Regions from separate parts of the Homo sapiens genome. Here region 2 is linked to region 1. Evidence: read pairs that join two places in POLR2A ChIA-PET (ENCODE). Cell type or tissue: B cell. All regions are shown on one strand. Links, peaks and the distances in the headings refer to the core of each region. The heading gives the core; the rest is flanking DNA. Region 1 overlaps ACSS1 (acyl-CoA synthetase short chain family member 1). Region 2 overlaps APMAP (adipocyte plasma membrane associated protein).

What was found. ChIA-PET counts read pairs that join two places held together with the same protein. Peaks named below come from ENCODE experiments on the same cell type or tissue, not always from the same donor. Only the 100,000 strongest peaks of a DNase experiment are listed, where the experiment ranks them.
Region 2: POLR2A ChIA-PET joins it to region 1 with 5 read pairs; 16 of 35 experiments call an interaction of 5 or more read pairs at or near these places.

What each region holds. Positions count from the first base shown.
Region 1 is chr20:25,049,664-25,056,950 of GRCh38, reverse strand. The region is part of intron 1 of ACSS1 (acyl-CoA synthetase short chain family member 1); the gene reads left to right. Among named protein-coding and RNA genes, the nearest start is that of ACSS1, 4.8 kb to the left of the region's middle. In B cell, for the core only: no CTCF peak of the experiment used is centred there; DNase peaks (open chromatin) are centred at 3,140 and 3,940; H3K4me3 peaks cover 1,797 bases; H3K27ac peaks cover 2,500 bases.
Region 2 is chr20:24,981,279-24,988,596 of GRCh38, reverse strand. APMAP (adipocyte plasma membrane associated protein) reads left to right here. Exons shown (of 9, transcript NM_020531.3): 2 at 4,578-4,694. Among named protein-coding and RNA genes, the nearest start is that of APMAP, 7.8 kb to the left of the region's middle. In B cell, for the core only: no CTCF peak of the experiment used is centred there; no DNase peak of the experiment used is centred there.

The DNA.
Region 1 (7,287 bases), core at 2,568-5,067:
CTGGGCACCGAGGGGGAGGCCCTGAACTGCAGGCAGGGCTGGCCACGCAGGGTGGGTGCCAAGTGCGAGGTGGGCTCCGGATGCAGGGTGGGCCTGGGTGTGGGGCCTGCGGGGAGGGGCTGGCAGACACGGTGTTGATCAGAGGGATGCAGACCAGAAGGGTGGTCATAACCAGCTTGCTGGATTTGGGAGTGTTTAAGAAAGGACCTGCGGGTCTTTATGGCAGGGTCACCAGGGCCCCATTTTCTCCAACTCCTCCCTCAGTTGTCCTTGTTGTTCTGCCCCCCCAGCCCTCAGTCTCCTCATTGTGAGGATGGGGGCAGTCATGCTCAGAGGTTAGGCTGAGTGCTGCAAGGTGTGCAGCAGACCCAGCGCTTACTGGTGACCCATAAGCAGTAGCGATTTTAGATAACTTCAGAAATAGTCATACAATTATAGATAGTGTCTTGCAGTTATTTTTCAAAGAAATTGGAAGGAACTTTGGACCTCCCCCACTCCCCGAAATTGTATATTACTTTGCTGGTTTAATTAAAATGAGTCACTTACTAGATAAGTGTTTTCTTTAACATTGAGTCAGCAGCAAGTGCCCTTGAACTAGTGGGAAAAAAACCAAACCCTTTGGTTTGCAGAGTTGGGGCAATGTGCCCTTGAAGGAGACTAGAGCAGCTTGCCCAAGGACAGAGGTGGAAAGTGACCTGCTCTGGACTTGTGAGGCCAAGGTCATGGGGAACATTCACAGTTGGCCTGTGCACACTTGCAGCCCCACTCAGATAAGACAGTGGGGCGGACCTCCTGGGGCCAACAGCAAGGACCTTCTGAACCTCGCTCGGTCAGGATCAGGGTGTGGTCAGCAAGCATTCTTCTGTCTCCTTTTCCTTCACTTATTTCTTCTGATAATATGGCCTTTATGGCTACGTTAGCCAGAAATTGAGCTTCAGAAAACTAACTTGAAAAACAGCTTTTCAGCAGCTTTCTCCCCTGGGATGTGCGTGCCCTCCTGTTCATGGGTCAGCAATATCTCTTTCCTTTGCCGGTGTCTGCAAACCATAGAGAAGACAGTATGAAAAAGGGCCAGGCCAGGCCATGACTCTTCTGGGAGCATCTAGAAAGTCGTGGGATGGATGAGAACACTTTGGTCTGATCTGTCAGCTGTGTGTGATAAAGTCAGATGGCTTGTTCCAAAGGAATATCACTCTTGAAGAAAGCTTCACCTCACCCCCTCAAGAATACCAGTGGTTCTCAACGCATGGTCTTCAGACCTGCAGCATCAGCATTACCTGAGAACTTTTGAGAAATACAAATTCTGGAGCCCATCCTGGACATCTGGAATCAGAAACCCTGGGATGGGACCTGACACCTGTGTTTATAACGAGCCCTTCAGATGCTCCAGAGGACACTCGGGCTTGAGAACCACTGGCCTGTACGCCTCAAACCAGGGCAGATGAAGGCACTTCTAAAACAGAATTGGGATTAGTGTCCTGGCCTTGGCCCTATTAAACAAACAGCAAGCAAATGATGGGCTGTGGATGGCGCAACACAGTTTCGTGGCTCCAGGTGTCTTTAGAATCATGACTCGGGTTGATTTCTTGCTTTCCCTGTACTGTACTTTGCATGTTTCCTCATCTGTAAAACAAGGGCCGTATGTAACTGAATTCTGTCCTAGTTACTATTGATGTACATCAAACCACCCCTAAGTTTAGTGACACAAGATAACAACAATTTTATATTCCTCGCAGAGTCTGTGAGTCAGGACTTTGGACAGGGCCCGATGGGGATGACTCATGTCAAAGGGCAAAATTAGGACAAATTTAGTTTAAAGACCTTACTTCACTTTATTCGTGATTATAGAATTGGGAAACACCCCATTCCATAAAACAGAAGGAATGTTTGATGAGCTGAACAGAGGAGGATGGTTTTATAGACAGAAGGGGCTGAAGGATGCAGACATGGAGAACAAAAAGTGGACTGGTTATTTCAAAGCTACTTTTGTTGTAAAGGTGAAAGTGGAAGGAGCTCCCTTATCATGCCAGCTTGTTTGGAGATTTAGCTATCTTTCACTCTCCTTGTTTCTTAGAAGGTCGGATAAACAACTTAGTTTCCATTTGGTGACACCGCACTTTAGCAAGAGTGACTCCATTTTTGTGTGATCTATTGGGCCTCATGCAGCTCAGTCCAGACCAGTGGCCTCCTATACATTTTATTTAACACTTGCTCCTGCTCCTCAGTGTCTGAGGTTGGAGTCATCTGCCTGTTTCTCACTCCCAAGTCTGGAGCCTTGTTTGGGACAACTTGCAGGCTGGCTTCAGCCAGAACTGTGGCCCAAAGCACCTCCTGGGGCTTGTCACAGCATGGTGGCTGGGCCCAGGCAATTTCCTGCAACCAGAGGTCCAAGAGACCAGCACAGATGTTATCAGGCATCTTCCGACCTGGGGAAGGGGACCTGAGTGTTTGCACCTGTTTTGTTATCCATGGGAGTATCTATCAGCACACCCATCCCAGGGCTGTTAGAATGAAATGAGGAAATGCTTGTAAGGCACTCAGCACTTTCTTAACACATTATACATCCCCAGTCACTGACTATTTGTTATTTATTAATGAAGCATGTGGGGAGGCTGTGACCTTGTGCTTGGCCTTCGGCAGTGCTGCTGAGAGAGCTGAGCTTCATCTGAACTGGACCACATGGGCTTGCATCTGATCAGCCTGGGATAGGTGGGGAATAGGCTTCGGAGAGCATGCAGGTGGCTGAGGTTGCTTTCAAAGCTCCACAGTATCCTGCCCATCCCACAACTCCAATAGCCAGTTGAGGTTATGGTGTCTGAGACTCACTGGGCAGGGTAGACAGAGTGTCTGTGCCCTTCTGTGACTTGCTTCTATTGTGTAAAACTGCCTTGCAGAAGGTTCTTTGGAGAGCCAGGTTCTAAAAGGGATTCTTTCCCACCTGTGAAATTTGGCTCTGTCCTTTGTAGGGCTCTGCAGCTCTTTTTGCCCTGTGGCATATCAACTCAAGATGTCAGGAAGTTGTAAATGCAGAACCAGAGGGTAATGACATGTGTTGCTTTCAAAACACACAGCTAAGCTCTATTTTTAAAACCCCCAATTTTAAGTGATGTTTTTCAGTGTGTGTACTCTTAAGCAAGAGTGTAAAAATCCTCTTTGTAACCAAGCATTGAGCACTGGGAAATTTCTTGGATGCTTTTTGGAGATTAATTGCAGGAACAGAGGCCCTTTTGCTGTAGTTCCTCTGTGTTTGCTGTAGTTTCCTCTCTGTGGCATGCCTCTAATCGTTCAGAAGGCAGGACACTGACAGCGGCAAGACGCTGTGCGCCTGTGCTTCATTTTCCTCCTAGTGATTCCAGTGATTAAAGTAACTTTTCTAAGGTTTTTCAGGGAACTCTACATGAAAAAGGAACCCCTAATCTTAGGAGGAGGATCCTCCCGAGGAATCCAAGTCCTCCCCAGCTGTCAGGGGCACGACTTACTTTAAATAACAGATGCTTTGGGAAAATTGTCCAAAACAATTTTTGTGACTGACGTAATATCTCAAAGCCTGCCAGGGAAGATTGCTATTAAAAGAAAGTCCATTGTGGGCCAGGCGCCGTGGCTCATGCCTGGAATCCCAGTACTTTGGGAGGCTGAGGTGGGCAGATCGCTTGAGCCCAGGAGTTTGAGACCAGCCTGGCAACGTAGTGAGAACCCCATCTCAAAAAAAAAAAAAAAAAATTAGCCGAGCGTGGTGGTGCATACCTGTAGTCCCAGTTACTTGGAAGGCTGAGGTGGGAGGATCCCTTGAGCCCAGGAGGTGGAGGTTGCAGTGAGCTGAGATCACGCCAGCGCACTCTAGCCTGGGCAATGGAGTGAGACCCTGTCTCAAAAAAAAAAAAAAAAAAAAAGCTCATTGTGAATAGTAACTCCGTATTCAAATTGAATTTCTGTATGCTGGGTTCCACTTTCAGTTAGGGTGTGTGAGTGTGAGGGATGTATTTAAATAAGCAACAAGAGTACTTGAAAATTCGTACGTGTGTGTCAGGATTGTAATGGAAATCCCAATACTCTTATAATGCCTTTTTAAAACAAAATACCAAACCCCTGCCCCAGCCACGGGCATTGGCCGACTGCGTCCAGCTGTGTTAGGCCCTGGGTGGGGCCCTGGGCATCTGTGAGCGAGATGGAGCGCCCTGGCTGGCCGGCCCTCAGCTCCGCATGGCTTGTCGCATCCTCATGGCACCAACATGAAGTGGTTGGTGGTCCCATTGCACAGATTTGGAAATAAAGGCTCCAATTCATGTACAGCAATGAATAATCCAGAAAATGCTCAATACCACAGAGCCCACATTCTAATGAGGAGATGAACCATAAGTCAGTAAATGAGTAAGTCCACACTGAGGTGGGAGGGGAATTGTGATGTAATTCCCAACGCCAGTCTACATGATAAAGGAATCTTAGGGACACAGTCCCTGCCCTTGGGGAATGGCATTGTGCCCTGTAATGGGGACCACCAGGGAGCATGGGGCAGTGTGAAATGGTGTGGGCCTCTGAGAGGCGAAGGACAGGTCATCCATCATGTGCTGGGAAACTTGGGAAAGGCCGGAAATAGGAGGTGGAGTTTCAGCTACACTTTAAATTGCCATGGGTCCTTGCCCAACTCTTCTTGGAAATGCTGAGAAATGGAATTTTCTTGTCTCACTGCCCATTTCTTTGGGCAGATTTTTTTTTAAACTTTCTTTTCCTCCTCCCTCTCTTCCCCACTTCCTTCCTCCTTTCCATCCTTCCTCACCTTCTTACCTCCTTCCTCCCCCTCCTTTCTACCTTTTCATCCTGAAATTGAAGCACTAGCAGGAACCATAACTATGTGCGAAGAGCCATGTGCACATGGGTGTTAGGGCCACTGTCCCCCAAACCCCACATGGAGCTTTCTTCAGGTGCCTGTGTGGTCTGAGCACCAGCCATGGTGGCCAGAACAAAGATGGGGGAGGGTTGTTCTGTTTGCCTTCTTGGGGGACACCTTGACTCCATCTGACCCACAGCCAGAAACAACCCAATGGCACCTAGTCCTTCCAGTCCCACCCAGACCAAGGATCATTATACCCACTCCAAGGATTAGGAAATGGGCTTGGATTAAATGATATGTGCATTGTCTGTGGTTAGTGAGTGGCTGGACAGGGGCTGGACTTTAGACCCTGAGTTTTTAGTGGTGACTCCAGGCTGCCAACCAGTGGCTCATGAGGCTGGCAAGTATGTGTAATCACCCCTGTCCCAAAGGAAAAAGAAAACCATTGGAAATCTTGCATCTGCATAGAAAGGGGATGTGCATGTAGGTCCATGTGCACACATCGTCAGAGTCGGGTCCCAGGACCAGCAGCGGCTGCATCACTAGGATCTTGTTAGAAATGCAGATGCCCAGAACGGGGACGGGGCACACTGGCTGCAGCTAACACGTCCTCTGGGGACTTCTGATGCCACTCAAGGTTGAGAAGCACTGATTTGGGCCAAAAAAGAGAATGTCTTCTACTTAAGGGATGAAGCCACAAAGACAAGAAGAGGTCTGCTCCCTCCCTTGGGCATGAGGGGACCACCTGGTGCCAGTTACACCTCAATATGACCCTTTGGCTCGAGGACGCAAGTGGTCTGTTCCTCAGCTCTGTGCTCTGGACCAGGCTACCTGAACCCAGACCTGAGCAGGACACTCAGCCCTCGCCCTAGGGAGCGCAGCAGGCAGTGAGCATCTGGAAGAGTTGGGGGATGCGCAGGGTCTGGGACAGTGAGGTGCTCGGGAGAGTGAGCGCCTTGGGCTGAGAGCTGCAGTGTGGGTGTGAGGAGGGCACAGTGCCCCAGGCAGGGAGAAGCCACAGCAAAGGCCTGAGGGCAGGGGAGCTCACCAGATGTGGCCCGGTCAGCAGGGAGAGGCAGGTCATTGGGGCCTTGGTGGCCACTTTTTGAGCACCTCTGCATGTGGCGAGGCACCTGGGGGACACTGTGTTTGGGGCTCTGTTCTGATCTGCTGGACCCAGGCCACCTGTCAGCCCTGGAAAGACAGGGACACAGGGCTTATCTCACGGGCCACCCAGCCGCACCTGGGTGCTGTCCATCCTGGGGCTGGCCTGCCCCTCTCCACCTTCCTCACCTCTGCCTTCCTGCTTGGTATAAAATGGTGCAGGATGTCCTGCTGGGCTGGGAGGCTGTGAGGGCCTGTTTGAAGTTGGGCAGTCACTGTTTCTGAGAAGAGTGTCCTGGTGCCCTGGCTGCTGTGGGAGCAGGTGAGGCGATGAGATGAATGCCAAGGCGAAGTGTCCAGCGTGGTTCGAGCCCTTCCTGCTTCATCTTGGCTGGGGCCTTGGGCAGGTCACCAGGCCATGCAGAGGGCGTTTGCTCATCTACACCTGGGCAGGCCACTCTTCCGGGGGGCTCCAGGGTCAAATTTGGAGTGGAGCAAGTATGTCAGGCAGAGCTTTTCAGATATGAGAGTGGGTTCACATCTCCTGGGGCTTCTTATGAGGCTGGTTGGGACTCAGCAGGTCTGGGTGGGGCTGAAGATTTGCATTTGTGACCAGCTCCCGGGGGGGATGGTGGGTGCAGACAGTGTCGATCCTCAGCTAGACATTCCCAGGCTTGTCATAGCATCATAGAGTCACTGGAGGTGACAGGCAGGCAGCGGGGTGTAGGACTCTCTGTGTAGGGATGGTCTCCTGCTGATTGTTCAGAAGCCAGAAGTCCATGGCTTTCATGTGAAAGCTCTCGATTTTTAAATATTGGACTGGACTCACACACGCATGCCTGCACACCCTGGTCAGGGTGGTTAGCACAACTGTATGCTGGACTCAGCCTAGGGACCACGTTGGCTAATATCTGCTGTACCCGTGTATTAATTTTCTCCCTGGCAGTTGTGTTGTTTTTCCATCTCCTTCAGGGTTTACATGTTCCTGTCGCCTGCCTGAATTGGCCTCACTATTCTTCTCAACTGTTCTGTCTTCCGTCTGTAAGACCAAGCCTGATTCATCCCTCCTCCCCAATTCCCCCACTACCGGCAAAGCTCGCTTCCCTCCCACTTGTTGCATAGAGCAGTTCTTCACCGCCTGGTGAAGAACTGGACTGTTACCGGGGGACTTTGGAGGGTGGGGCGGTGGGACAGACTGTGGAGCCAATCTGCCTGCGTTGAATCCAGCTCTGCCTCTGTGTGACCTTGGCCAGGCAGCTTAACTTCTCGGGGCCTCTGTTCTCCCATCCATAATGGGAGATGCTGGTGGTGCGGGCGCTGTCTCCGTGGAGGCTCTTGCAGTAATTATTGTTTCA
Region 2 (7,318 bases), core at 2,209-4,708, 68 kb after region 1:
GTTGGCTGCCTTTGGGAACAGTAGACTGAGTGGCCTCTAAATTCTTCTCCAGCTTTAGGAGAGTGTTACTGGTATGGTAGATCCCGCAGCATTGGGACACAAATCTTTGTCAATGGACTTTTGGCCTCCTTTCTGGCTGTAAGCCCCGTGGCTTTCAGTCCTGGCTGGACTTTTTGTTTGGGACATAATTGAGCCTCTAACTATTGTGTGAAGGGGCAACCAGGTATTTAAATGGGGTGCCACCAGCTCTGAATCAGATTACCACATCAAGATTTTAAAAATATAAGCTGCAGTGTGGTAAAGTAGAGGTCACAATGTTGGAGTCAAGACAGATGAGGAAAATCTGCCTTAGGTAGAATGATGTTAGGCAAGGAAAAAGTAGCGTTTTGGCAAGATTGTTACTGTTTATAATGAAGGTCATGAGGTGAAAACACAATGTACCTTCCCTAGAGGGACTCTTCTCTCCTGGGAGTGGGGTGGGTGATGGCATCAGCTTCCTTTAAGGCAGGCAGTCCCTGTTGGACTCAGTACCAGAGTGCAGTGAGGGCAGCTCTCAGGGCTGGCAGCCACACATCTTCACCATCCACCTTTCCATATGCTTTGTCTCTCTTTGGGGTTCACACTGTCAGAAGCGTTTCTGTCATTTACTTGTAACCAGCCCTGCTTTATTGTACAAGTACTTCATTTCTATTGTGTTGGAAGACTTTAGGTCACTTAAAGAAAATCACTTGGGTTGAAGGGTGTCCTAGCCATTGGAGTGGCAGTTTGCATGGTGGAGTCACTGACTTTGTTTTGTTTTTGTTTTTTTTTAACATCTTTATTGAGATGTAATTCACATACCATAAAATTAACCTACTTAAAATGTTCAAATCAGTGATTTTTAGTATAATGGCCAGTTTTGCAGTAATTACCGCAATCCAAGTTTAGAACATTCTTGTCACTGTCAACTTTTTTTTTTAGTTGAGGTGAAATTCGCATAACATACAATTAACCACTTTAAAGTGCACAGTTCAGTGATATTTAGTGTATTCACAATGTTGGGCAACCACCAACTCTCTCTGCTTTCAAAACTGTTTCATCACCCCATAAAAGCAAGGTGTTTACCTTGTACTGATTAAGTAATCACTCCCATTTCCCCCTCCCACACAAATGTTCAGCAGATGAGTGGGGCTAGACATGGTTGCTCATGCCTGCTCATCTCAGGGTGCACTTTGGAAGGCTAAGGTGGGAAGACTGCTTGAGGCCAGAAGTTCAAGACCAGCCTGGACAATGTAGCAAGATGTTTTCTCTACAGAAAGTAAAACAATTAGCCACGTGTGGTGGTGCACACCTGTAGTCCTAGCTACTTTGGGAGGCTGAGACAGGAGGATCACTTGAGCCCAGGAATTTGAGATAACAGTGAGATATGATCATGCCACTGTACTCCAGCCTGGTTGACATACTGAGACCGTGTCTTTATATTTAAAAAACAAAAAACCAGATGAGTGGGCAGCAAGTTGTGGTAGATACATACATAATCAACTGGTAAAAGGAACCATGTACAGATACATACTGCAACTTAGATGGGCCTAGAAAACACACTGAATGAAAGAAGCTAGTCATGAAAGGTCACTTGTTGTATGATTCCACTTATATGAAATGCCTAGAATAGGCAGATCACCATGAATTTTCACAGAGCTTTCAAACTCCCGCTCTGAGGGCTCTAGGTCTGGGCATCCTCCACTCCCTCCTCTTGCTCTTGGCAGGCAGCGCTTCTAATGGTGACCGCAGCCATAGAGTCACATCTGGCTCTCAGTTGCGCTTTTCCAGCTCTTGCATTGGCTGTGGGAAAGCCACTTGAGCCTTTCCCTGCCCACTTCCCTCATTTGTGAAGGAGAGAGATACCTGGTTCCATCTGGTTGCCCACGTAAAGCACATTTCTTGGCATACTCTCATTTGGACTGTTTGCCATTCCTCTTTTCCTGGCCCTTACTCCTTTCCCTGCTGCAGACCTCTCAGGTTGCATGAGCCTGCCGTCATGTCAGGTCGTAGTTCTGTGCTTTGTAGACATTTTTATGCCTGTGGTGCTTATACCCATGACTGGTATAAGTCAGTCACATTAGAAGAAGATTATTTGGTCCTGGGGTTTGGAGACAGGACTGGGAGGGAGAGGTTGACCTGACTTTCCCCTTCATTCTCACCTGCCCTCTTCCAGGAGCTGGGCTCCCTTGGCCTCTCCCTGGTGTGTCTGTGGCATTTTGTTTGTGTTTGTAGGGTCTGGACCACCTCCTTTCCCACCTAATAAAAGGGGTAAGGACTGGCAATGTGGCATTTTACCTGGCCTCAGGTGTACGGGGTGAGCTCTGAACCCCTTATGAGTGAAGGGGAGGAAGTTAGGGACAAAATTCATTTTTGGAAGATTATTAGAAGAAAAATAGACACAGAATTCTCATCAGCAAAGGGAAATGGCAAAGGAAGAAGGCAGTGGTTAACACTGCCCTCGGGCCTGTCCTGCTCTGGAGGAGGAAGCAGCAGGAGAAACCGGGCCTTGCCTTCAACACTGTGCTGGGAAATGTCCTCAGCTGGGTCCAGTTTCAGTGTTTAGAAGCTCTGCTTTTCACATAACTGCAGGACGCGATTCAGCCAAGCTTTCTACCACTGTGTTACAGGATCCACTTTGCTCCAGTTTCCAATCCCATGCTCGTGACATCCTTCTGCACCCTCCCCAGCAGTGCCAGCAGTGTTCGTGCCCAGTTAGGTGTTCTCCCAGGCAATGGTTTTTTTTCCTGCTATGCTCCCCTCTTCCTTCTGAGACCTCACAAGTAGAGTCTTTTAACATCCGTAGTTTTACTAATGTGTTCAAGGAAATCTAGGCTTTTTCTGTGCTGCTCCTCAGAATTCTTCCTTCCTTCACCCACAGCTCTATTCCAAAGCTACTTCCACATTTTTTTAGATATCTGTTACAGCAACACCCCACTTCCAGGGTGCTGGAAACTAATTTACTTAGAAAACTGTTAATTTTTATGGCTGCCATTAACAAATTACCACACAATGAGTGTCCTGAACAACACAGATTTATTATGTAATAGTTTTGTAGGCCAGAAGTCCTGGGCAGGTCTCACTGTGTTAAGATCAGGGTGTCAGTAGGGCTGTGTTTCTGGAGGCTCTGGGGAGGCTCTGTTTCCTGCCCACTCAGGTTGGTGGCAGAACCCAGCCACTCTGCAGAGGTGCTGTCCAAAATGCAAGGGACACTTTGTGAAAGCTGCTCCCTCTTCTTCCCCTTAGTCTTTCCTTTGTCTTTATTTCCACCTACCCCAGTAGAAATAGAGGGATTTCTTTTCTTTTCTGCTTTATTCGTTTGTGAAAAATCTTGCATGTTCAGGACTGGATCATGCATGTTCAGGAAGTTACCCTGCCCAACACCCCGTTTCACACTGGGGGAAACTGTGGGTTTTGGAGTGGAGAAACTGGCCTGCAGTTCCCTGGCTGGTTGTTGGGAAAGAGGGCTTGGCCTTTATGTTTCTACACCATACCCAGAACAGAGTTTAACACGTCTAAATGGCAGAAGACTACACTTCTGTCAAAAATCAAACCCTGCCCCCTTAAATCAAGTCTGTTTTGTTAAGTGTGAGTCTTGACTTTTTTCTTTGTCAACACTTTTTTTCATGGAAGAAAAAAATTCTACCTTAGGAACTCATGATTTTGTTTAAGTTAATATTAATGCCAAGCATTTAGTAAATTTGAGTTCAATTCATGTAAGCAAGTAATGATCCTATGAGGTTTATTTAGTAGCAAGAGGCCAAATGCTTTCACTTGTTTGCCAGATGAGAGATACTGTATGTGAAGATTGGTTCAGAGATATTTAAGGCACTACTGGTCATTTGTCCAAAAACTTCACCCAGGATTCCCAGGGAAGCTTTCATATCTTCCCAAGGGTTCAGGAGTGATGACTTTGAATTGTAATTTTATAGATCCTGTGTGGATAACTGTCAGTATCTGCCAGACTTCTTCTATTAGGTTGAAGATCTGGGATTTCCTTTTAAATTCTTAGAAGTAGGTTGGGAAAAGTGATTGGGGAATTGGATCCTCAGGAAGTTGTTCTGCTTCCATTTCCTTCATGACTTTAGCTGTCTCTTCTATCTGTGAGAATCTTAGGGCTGCATAGTACTGAGTGTTGCTGCTTTGAATCCATACACCGGGAATGCGTAGCTTTTGAGAATTACCCACCTTTTCTGTGGATGAGTGTGTATCATTTATGTCATTAGAACTCTTTTTCCCCATTACATTTTGTGTTCATCAGTTCTTTGAGTTTGCCTTCTTTAAAACCCTCCTGGAGGATTCAAGATCTGGAAAGTAACTGATCCAACGTATCCCACACAGGGGAAGCTGGAAGATTAAAAAAAAAGAACAACAACAAAAGTGTGTTTGCCAATCCTAGCAAATAGTGCTAGAGTTTAATCACAAGCCAGAGGTCGGCCAGCTTGCAGTGGGGAAACTGGATGAGCGTCCCTGCTCCTGCCGGGAGGGCTTTCGGACCAGCCAACCTTGTCACTGTCTGAGACTCAGCTGATTGCCTTTGTATCTTTTATTTCTGGCAGCTCCTTTAGCGGCAGAGTTTTCCGAGTGACCTTCTTGATGCTGGCTGTTTCTCTCACCGTTCCCCTGCTTGGAGCCATGATGCTGCTGGAATCTCCTATAGATCCACAGCCTCTCAGGTAGGCTGCCCCGCAGTCCTCAGGAGGGGTTGCTTGACAAAATGTAATAGGCTGAAATAATTTCCAAGGAAAGGAGGGTGATTAAATCAATCTGATCTGAAAGGTAAGTTAGGAGAAATAGAGTTTTGTGATTTCTTTAGTACCTGGGTTTTTATGCTGAATTAGATGTTACTCAGGAAATATGCATGGTATTTTCCCTGTCATTGTTTTAAAAAAACTGCATCAACCAAAAACAAAAATTCAAAATTAGAGAAGCTTAATAATCATTAGACAGTCAACTATAATTCATTTCAGGTAGCAAAAACACACACAAATGGAGCTTCAGTTACCTCATTTAAATTTTGTAAGTAACTGATTTTCTACAAAACCCATAATTAGTGTTCTTTTTTTCCTAAGTTACCTTTCACCGATAGAGATCTATGAGTAATGCAGTCCATTATAATTTGAAAAAACTATTGTATATGTAAAGCCCCCTGAAATAGATTCATGTTTATAATTATAGTGGGATAGAGCCAGGCTCTCATCAGTGTGACGATCTATGACTTCCATGTTGACATAGTTGCAGGAGGGTTGTGCAGTCTGGTTCAGTAATTTCCTGGTTCCCCTTGCAACTGCTGATGGGGTGAAGCCATCTGAAGCTTATTTTAAATGAGTTAGTCCAGGTAAGGCTTTAAAAACTTCAGACAAGAATTATACCTAGTTAAAGAGTGAATATAACATACTAGCTGAATAATGTAGTGTTTTATCCATAAAAATTAAGGCTTTATATTGGATCCGATTCACTAAGAATGTAGAGGACACGGTTCTGACCTTAGATTGACATGTGTAGCTGAGTGAACTTTTTGTTGTTGGATTTAGAATAGTAAAGGCACAAGGTGCTGTAAACACACAATTTGCTCATGTAAGATTGAGAATGGGTGAAGGACTGGGGACTCTAGTCCGCTCCAAGAGTGTCAGCTCTGTAATTCCTGGTGTGCCAGTGGGTCTTCAGATGGATTTTTCTGCCTGAGCCAGGCCTGAGGACATCCTGTCTCCAAAGGAGGGGCGTCAGGGGTGGGTGGCGGGGGGGGGTCCCCTGATGTGTTGAGGGAGGGGCTTCTCTCTTTCTAACCCTTCTTTACAGAGCAGGATGGCTCATTCTAGCCAAAGGGAAACTGACCTGGGCCTTCTTAGATAGTCCAGTTGGCTAAGGTGGGGGAGTGAACTGTGTCCACAGCTGGGGATTAGAAGCTTGGGTTGGGGGGCTGGCCTTGGAAAAGGAGGCTGAGGTTGAGTTTTGAGTTGGAGAGAGAGGTTGGAGCCTCAGTGATTGAAGACCTTTGATCTCAGGAAAGATGATTTTATGTGTGGAAAGAGTGGTGAAGAAATGCATTGGGAAATGGGGTATGTGGCCCTGGCCAGACACTGAAAGGAAGCAGAGCCTACTGGGGATTGGAAGTTGTTTGTACAAAGTGAGTTCTATCTGTTGAGTAGAAAAGCCTGATGAGGAAGGAAAGGAAGAGAAGCAGTGGAACCGCTGCAGCCAACAGGGACCTCTCTCCTGGGCTCAGCTTTCGGAATGGCAGTGGAACCATCACAGCCAACAGGGACCTCTCTCCTGGGCTCAGCTTTCGGAATGGCAGTGGAACCATCACAGCCAACAGGGACCTCTCTCCTGGGCTCAGCTTTTGGAATGGCAGTGGAACTGTCACAGCCAACGGGTCTCTCTCTCTCTCCTGGGCTCAGCTTTCAGAATGGCAGTGGAACCATCACAGCCAACAGGGACCTCTCTCCTGGGCTCAGCTTATGGCATTGGAATCACAGCCAACAGGGGCCTCTCTCCTGGGCTCTGCTTTTGGCATGGCACACTCAAAAACAGGAAGATAGGCCCCAAAATGCAGAGCAGAAGCAGAAGCCTGGTACATGACAGAGCTTGGTGTGTCTCATGCAAGAACGTGGCCACAACACAGGCCATGCCCCATGCACGCCATCCCAGCGGGTGCTGACTCAGCTGCAGCCCTCTCAGCCCACAGTCACTCTGTGGAAGGACATGGTTTCTCTCCAGAAGGGAACAAAAAGTTTATTTTTCATAGAAGGATATGAATGTTTCTAGTCACTGAAAAAATATCAGTTAAAGTCAAATTTATGGTAAAAAAAAATAGAGCAGCATTTTGGAGAATGGATTTGGTTGCTATAATTTTAAAGACCAACAGAAAGAGTAATTCTACTGGGAGTTGAAAGTTGCAGTACTGTTAGAAGTACACATTTTACTATCGGGTGAAACTGTCAAACTGAGAGATATTAAAAAATAGCAACAACCTTTATGGGTGGTCTGGGACATCAAGAGCAAATAGAAGCACTGTATAAAACTCAGGCAGGGCCAACAGGAGACCCGCTGGGGAGGGAGAGAGCAGTGCCCCACACCCTGGCTTCCTGTGTTAGGGAGAGAGATGTGGGGGACCTCAGAGAGCTGGTTCTCAGAAGTGCTTAGGAAAACCTTTGTGCAGTCTGTGGGTCACAGTGGGTCACTTCTCTGCAGTTGAGTATTACTGCATTAGTGCAGGCTTTCTTCACTTGTGCCAGCCATCCGTGATCATACAGATGCCCTGTTACTCTGTTCACATCTCCCCACGTTGTCACAGGGA